Linked DNA regions of Homo sapiens: region 1 is linked to region 2. Evidence: read pairs that join two places in POLR2A ChIA-PET (ENCODE). Cell type or tissue: A673. All regions are shown on one strand.

Evidence for each region. Peaks named below come from ENCODE experiments on the same cell type or tissue, not always from the same donor. Only the 100,000 strongest peaks of a DNase experiment are listed, where the experiment ranks them.
Region 1: POLR2A ChIA-PET joins it to region 2 with 5 read pairs; 2 of 35 experiments call an interaction of 5 or more read pairs at or near these places.

Annotation. Positions count from the first base shown.
Region 1 is chr6:102,054,608-102,058,607 of GRCh38, forward strand. It overlaps GRIK2 (glutamate ionotropic receptor kainate type subunit 2), which reads left to right. Exons shown (of 17, transcript NM_021956.5): 16 at 723-973. Among named protein-coding and RNA genes, the nearest start is that of GRIK2, 660 kb to the left of the region's middle. In A673, no CTCF peak of the experiment used is centred here; no DNase peak of the experiment used is centred here; H3K27ac peaks cover 3,827 bases.
Region 2 is chr6:101,929,853-101,933,852 of GRCh38, forward strand. The region is part of intron 14 of GRIK2 (glutamate ionotropic receptor kainate type subunit 2); the gene reads left to right. Among named protein-coding and RNA genes, the nearest start is that of GRIK2, 540 kb to the left of the region's middle. In A673, no CTCF peak of the experiment used is centred here; DNase peaks (open chromatin) are centred at 379, 1,019, 2,099 and 3,069; H3K4me3 peaks cover 4,000 bases; H3K27ac peaks cover 4,000 bases.

The DNA of each region.
Region 1 (4,000 bases), 120 kb after region 2:
ATACGTTTTATTTATATTGTTGCCTCCACTGGAAAAAAACAAAATAAAACCTTGTCTCCTATAAAATAAATTGATAAAGGAACAACGCCCCAAATGTTTACAATACGTGGCTGTATGCCCCTTGATTTATAAAGTAAATCACCATAATGATTTTTAAATTATCTAAGTCCATACAACCTGTGACTTCTGTTATGCACATCACATAACAGATACTAGTGACTGCCCATTATCTGCTAAGTAAAAGATACCATTGAATACAGCTTATTAGTAATTATTCCCTTAAATTACTGCATTTAATCTTTGGAAACACCAATTTTTCACAACTTTTCTGGTCTAAAAATAGAGATAGCTGTTTTATCAGTGCTCTGGTTTCAGTGTAGAATAAATTGTAGATATGAATGAAACATCTTTGCACTCTATCCGTTTTCCTTTGTGGATTCTTTCTTACTGTTTTACAATGCTGTAAGCTGAGTCCACCTTTTAGGAGACATATTCTTTCTTAAAACAAAATTCATTTAATTCCTCAATATCTAGCAAGGCTATCCATTTTAATGATCTTGTTAAACGTCTATGTGTTTTTTCCAGTTGTTTTTCTCTTCTGAAAAAACATTGGCACACTTTGAAGCATTTTGAAAAATCTCTGCCCTCCTCTCATCTTGCTAACCTTTAATTATGAAATTTCAGGTTCCTTGAAATACTTAACATAACCTCTCCTTTCTTAGGTTCTCCATATCGAGACAAAATTACCATAGCAATTCTTCAGCTGCAAGAGGAAGGCAAACTGCATATGATGAAGGAGAAATGGTGGAGGGGCAATGGTTGCCCAGAAGAGGAGAGCAAAGAGGCCAGTGCCCTGGGGGTTCAGAATATTGGTGGCATCTTCATTGTTCTGGCAGCCGGCTTGGTGCTTTCAGTTTTTGTGGCAGTGGGAGAATTTTTATACAAATCCAAAAAAAACGCTCAATTGGAAAAGGTAAATGTTACTTGTTTCAGTTTAAATTTAAAACAATTTTTGTTGTTACAATAAAACACAAACCAAAAGAGTTTTTATGTTACCAACTAATGATAATGCATAGAACTATTGCTCTAAATTGTCTTATGTCATTCATTACATAACAAAATATTATATTTTGTGAAATTTCACAGAAAGACTCATGGTCACCTTTATGATTTTTTATTTAATTTTAATATGTTTAATTGTAGCCAGCTTCAGGAAAAATAGCTATTTCTACTCTTATTACAGACTTAAAAAATAAACTTTTGTTGTTTGAATTTCATCGTGGTATATGATGAGATACAGTTAATTAAGTGAGTAAAAATTAGAAACTAATATGAAAGAAAAAATACTCTGCAGATTAAAAATGAGGTTTTATATACAATATGGGTTAACAGTTTCAAGTTAGAGAGTAAGTTTTTATCTGAATAGCTTTAGTCCAATAAATTTCTAGTTTAAGAAAGATATTAGCTTTCACTGGAGAAATTACAGTTAATTTTCTACATTAATGAGTGTGTGAAAATAGTATAGTTTCTTTTTGCCATTTAATAGTATTCTTAATCAGTTCTTTGTTTTTTTGTACCAGAGTCCTTCTAAAAATATGTATAAACTTCAAAAATATTGAGGCTATTGCTATATTTTGCATTTGAATGCAGTCATTTGTATAAATGCTTTTTGTATTATCCTTGAAAAGTTTGTCACCTCATTCAGATTCTATATTTCTAGTGCTATAATTTCCTCATTTTTATAAATATGATGAAGACTAGGAAAATAACTCTTTCAGATGCTACATGATACTTTTTGTATGCAAATTCATTGCTCTGGATATGACAAAACCAACAGTTTAAAGTCTTCTAGTACATTATTTAATCTTTTGTATGTAAACATCTCTTTTGTTTTTGAAGAAACTCACAATATTTTAGACTTAACTTTAACCACTGTGGCAGAGTGAGATGATATAATCTTTAATATTTAAGAGGTTTATGAACTTTAGTTGGTAAATACAAAGAGCGAAAAAGAGGTATTTTGAAAATAATGCCATACAGGAATACCAGGTAAATATTTTTTCTAATATTCTTTGAAGTGTTTGTACCTTTAGAAATATTTTTGAAAATAAAAATGCTCCTTTATCTCTAATAACTTATGTCATAATTATTTATCCTTCCTGGAATCAGAATTTTGGATACAGTATTTGTACATTTTTGCTTGATTACAGTACTTGACACTGAGGAATGTTATCATAAATGTATATTTTTATAACCCCATTTTGTCTATGACTGAAATAACAAATTAAAGTTTTTGAAGAATTCAGAAAATAACATGATTTGTTTTCACAACACATTCAGGTTGTTATTTATGCTTGCTTGGCTAACTCAAATATTGGTTGCATTTGTGTGTCTAAGTACACTTTTTATGTTATAATCATTTTTAAAGTGTCAAAATGAACTTTGAAACTAAATCTAAAGAGCTAACCAAAGAAGAAATATTAACTCATTAATTATCATTTCAGGTTTAATTTGTCAGTAAATGTGGTATTTAAGGCATTAATGTGTAATATAAGAATGAAAATCATAGAATAAATATGGGTTTTCTACTTGGAACCTCAAATAATCCATATGTAATAATTTTCTTTAAGTTATAGCTCAGTATTAAAGTAAAACGAATTAGTCTCTTGATGATATGTGGTATTCTATTGTGCTTACCTCTATGTGTCCCATTCATTTGATTTAGCTAGGCCGTATCTTTAGTGCAGTTTTGTTTTACAAGTATCTGGTTAAAACAAAAACAAATGATGCGAGGATTTAATTTTGTAACGTATCGTGCTTCATTGTTATTACGAACACGTTTAGTTGAATTTTTCAGATATTACCCAGATCTCTTGACATTCTATGGATCTATATGATCCTCTAAAAATTAGAAAAATAAAATTAATGTACCTTTTCAAACGGAAACAATGAAGCATTAACATTGCACTAGAAAGAAATAACTGAGTGGATATTACATGAGCATTATAGTCACTTCACAATGCTTTGCACACTGTTTCTACATAGCTGCCACAAAGAAATCCAAATTCCTTAGGTTAGCAGATGAGACCCTTTCACACCTGTCCCTGTCCACTGCTGTAGCTTTATCTTTTGCTCCTCTCCAATTTGCACCTTTACTACAGCCACACTACATTTTAACTCTCAATTTCCCAAGTTTATACTCTCCCTTTTGACTGGAGTAAATCTTGTCTATTATTTTACCTTGCAAACTCTCACAAACATTTTATATTAGGCACTTAAAATGAGACATTAACTTGCCCAGAAAGCTTTCCCTAATCAAAAGGTATAATGGGTTTGGGCACAGAGCATAGCTTGTTTCTAAGAAGTGGAAGTAGATTTTCATTTCCTATTGCAATGAAAAAAAATGTGACTCATATATCTCATCTTTATACTTAGTTTATTTCAGGTACTGTCATAATCTAAAAACATGTATCTCCTTTTGAGAAAGCTGGGAAGGTATTTTGCTCATTTCAAACCATTTTCAGCATTAAGTCTAGATATCTTCACGCTGCGAACCCCTAAGCACATCTCCATTATCCCATTAACAGTATTGTATTCTTGTTTGTTGGCTTCTGTGTATGGGTGCCTTTTCACATATTAAATTCTTCTTGCTGTTAGGACAAATACCTAGTATTTTTTGTTTGTATCTCCAAGGCCTCAATTAGTGCCTGGTGGCATAATATCTATCTACCTATCTATCTATTTGTCTATCTATTTACCTACCTACCTATCTACCTATCATTTAAATTAAGAATGAAGTTGATTGCAGTAACTTTTTAAGAAAAGTATCATAAAGAAACAAATTATTTTTCTATACAATTCAAAATAGTAAATTAAATAATTATGGATTTAATGGAAATGATTCATTTTATTTATTCTGATAAATTAGGTTCTTGGGCTCAGTTCTTCATTTTTCTTAAGAAAATTTAGGTTGGTCTATATGATCTATATGGCTGTTTAA
Region 2 (4,000 bases):
TCACATTTACTTGGAAAATCACTGTTATTTAATCAAATTTATTGAATAATCAAATATAAGCAAAACAATACGTTCAGTATGGTCCTATTTGACTATATTAATTGCGATGGATCAGTTTTTCTTAATTGAATATTGAGAATTTATAAGATTTCCTTTCTTATCAAACGTGTTAATATTTTTGTGTTTTTATAAAGAAATAAGCTGCTAGGCCAGGCACGTTGGCTCGTGCCTGTAATCTCAGCACTCTGGGAGGCCAAGGTGGGTGGATCACTTGATCCCAGGAGGTTGAGACCAGCCTCCATAACATGGCAAAATTCTGTCTCTACAAACAGCCCAAAAATTAGTGTGGTGTGGTGGCATGCACCTGTATTCCCAGCTACTTGGGAGGCTGAGGCTGGAGAATCACTTGAGCCGGGGAGGCAGAGGTTGTAGTGAGCTAAGATGGCGACATAGCACTCCAGCTTGGGCAACTGGAGTGCAATCCTGTCTCAAAAAAAAAAAATAAAATAAAATAAAATAAATAAGTCGCTGAAATTGCTAAACGTGCGTTGTTAGTGTCAACAACTTGAAGGAAGTGAATGCGTGATGCATTTAATTTATTCCAATATCCAAGTGACTTTTGAATTGAATTTGTAAAATATAATAATACAACCTATTGTACCTAACACAAAAATTTGACACCAGAAGTGTTTATTTCTGGTTCATAAACATTTCCGTTTTAATTTTATTTTTTCCAGAAGACTCAAATATTTTGTTTTAAAGTTCAAATATACTAGTAGCAAAGTTCATTTTTGAAAAATCAGTTACCAAACATATGTATTTTTTCTTTATAAAATTTTTATTTTTAAGCTTATTTTCTTAATTCTTTGTCTTTTCATTCTTTCGTTCTTTTTTTAATAGTTCAATTGCTTTCTGCTATGCAATTTTTGCCTACTTTCACTTTTCCTTGCTACTGACTTTTCTTCTTACTCTTTTTTATCTCTTGTTTTTCTCTCAAACACGAGTGCCTCTAGCACCTTGAGAAAGTCGACACGACACAGCTTTCTATTTCCAACAGCACATATATTATTTCTTTAGAATTGTATTTGGAATGTACACAAGTCACAATAAAAACCACACAGTGATAATTACTAAGTTGACAACTACCTTATGTTGCTAATATTATCACATGCTGAGTTCTATTTTCCTACTGAAACTAGGAAAAGAAAATTAGAACTCACAAGACTACATTAAATGTTGATATTTTTGGTATTTTAATGTAGCCTTAAAAGATTCCAATTTCAATTTCATGTTTTCACTTTTTAAGTGTATAGTTATTCCAGCTATGGTAAGAAATTTAAAAAAAATTCTAGCAGTCTGGAATTCAAAAACTACCTACTCATTTTGAAACTGTACAGTGAACCAGAGACTATTTTGTAGTGTATTTACATTTTATACAATTCTTTCATTTTTCATTTAACAGCCACACATACAAACACTCTAGGAAGCATCCCTAAGACATTGACTTCTAAAGGAATCTCTATCTTGTTTTTACTAATTTAGCAAGACCTTGCTGTTAACTAATTGTTCTGGAATACTTCCTTCCAGAAAATTATTATAAAAAACGATACAGTTTTGTTACTACTAGCAAGAAGAGCTGGCTCCAGATATCTGGTGTTAAAGGGTGTAAATCCTCAGCATTGCAAAGACATAGCAGAGTTACATAGCTGTTCTTCAACATCGAATAATTCCATTTCCAAAGACCATGATTGATTTTGTTCACTGAGCTCAAGGTGCTCAAAGCATATTATCTTCAAGAAAAATTCTTCCTTCTTTTTTCTATATCCATTACACACCACACAGACTCTCCTCAGAGATAAATGTAAAGCCATGACTGGAAAAAATAATTCAAAATAGGAGATAGTGGTTCTCACATTATTTTCATGTAAGCAATAGAAAACTGCATGGTATCACCAATATGTTCTTAATCATATTTAGATAGTAAAATGGATGACAGTCCAAGAATTTTATTAAGAAACATTAAAGGAGGAGTCAAAACCTACTTGGAATCTGGGAATTTAGTGTACTAGAACTGAAGTTTCACCCCCGGGCTAACCATTATGCAACATGTTACCAAGCAACAGGAACATTCTTTTCTCCCTGAAGTATAAAGGCTAGGAGAATGGAAGCCTATACATTATAGGATCAAAAATCACTCAGCTATAGCCTGTAGGTGTTATGGCTTTTTTTGAGAATGCTTGTATTTTTGAAGTGAGTCACATGTTTTACAAAATGATACCGAGTGCCCTTGTTTCTATGAAATCCATGACTCAAGTTTTCCAGTTTTTAGAAATTATTTGTCTGGATTTGGCCTACCTGAAATCTCTGACTTTATTATGTGCACTAATACATATGTCCATCTAAAAGATATAGTATCAAAGGAAGAAACATGTGCTCTTTTGTATGGTCATTAAACAAAATGTTGGCACATATTTTAAAAATGTAAGCTCCATCCAAATTGATGTATTCCTAGTCCTGTGTTGCATTCTATACCTTTACATCTCTTTCTCTAATGCCCATTATGCTCTTTTTTCATCCCCATCCACCTCTACCAACCTAATTGGTTATATTCTCTTTATTCCTTAGATTCTAATCTATACATCACTTATTCCAGGGAAACTCTCCTGACCCTTTTCATACCAAAATCTACCCAGTCTGGGTACAGTGCTCCTCTTTTACATTCTTTGAAGTTTTTTTTTTTTAAACTTACATTATTGTTAAATTACTAATCCAAGATATGTTTTCTTGGTTCCTGTATGTTTCCATACTCTACTGCACAGCAGGAGAATAGGGATTGAATGAATCTATATCATTCATTTTTGTATCTCTAGTTCTTGGCACTGAACTTACATGTCTTGAGCTTGTGTTAATTATTAATTGCCACCAGAATATTGCTTAACAAACAGCCAAAAACTTAGTGACATGTAACATAAACCTTTATTTATCTTCCAAGTCAGCTGTCCTTCTCACAGAAACTTGAGAGCCCAAGTTTCTACATTTACAGACTCAGTTCCTTCTACACCAGGGTGACAGTGCTTTTACCAGTACAATTTCTTCTTAACCTTTAAATGTGTCTAACTGAATCTACTTATACTGTAAAAGCCACACACGCCGTTCTTTTAAAGGCATGCCTCTCTTCAGACTGAATCGTTGCTACTTTGGGCTAGAGGATCTTTATCCAAATGAGAAAATCTACAAGGTATTGCCTTGACTTTTTTAGAGGTTCTAAGAAAGCATCTAAGGCATCACGCTTAATTTGATTCTTAATTAAGCCTTGTGGCCACGTTGAGAAAATTTTAAGAACTTTCGCTGGCAGAAGATTAGAAATACGTTTGTTATCCAACCATGCAAGTTTTATCCCCTCTACATCACCTCTAAATTCAGCTTGCAAAGTGGTCAGTACTTTTAAATTTTCTTTTCCTCTCCTCCTCTTCCTCCTCTTTTTCCTTCTCCATCTCCTTGCTGTTGTACTGATTACTCGTCTATCTCTTTCTTGTCCTACCTTACATGTAGCTAAAACTAGCCAGCTGATACTTTGAACATTTTGTCATTTTGTTTGGCTATCTTTTGGCTAAATCCAAAAGATTATTAGTTCATTTTCTATCTTTCAAGTCACTACAACTACAACGTGTAATTAAAAATAATATTTTCCCCTGTATTCATGGATTCCTATTTTCCCAGCCTCCCCAAATGATGATTTGATTATTATCTGCTATGTGTGCCCTAAATCAATGCCACAGCTTTTCTTTATTGCAGCACCTTGTTACTTTTGTCAAATTCCACACAGTTATCCATTGGCACAATGAATTTTACATTTACTGATGGAAAACATATGACAGAGGCTTTCAGGTATAACGTGATTATGTGCAAAATTTTATTATTCTACAGGGCAGTCAAAGGTTTATTCAAAACATAGAGCCCTCTATAGCTTTCCTATTTTAATTATCTGTTAAAAGTCATT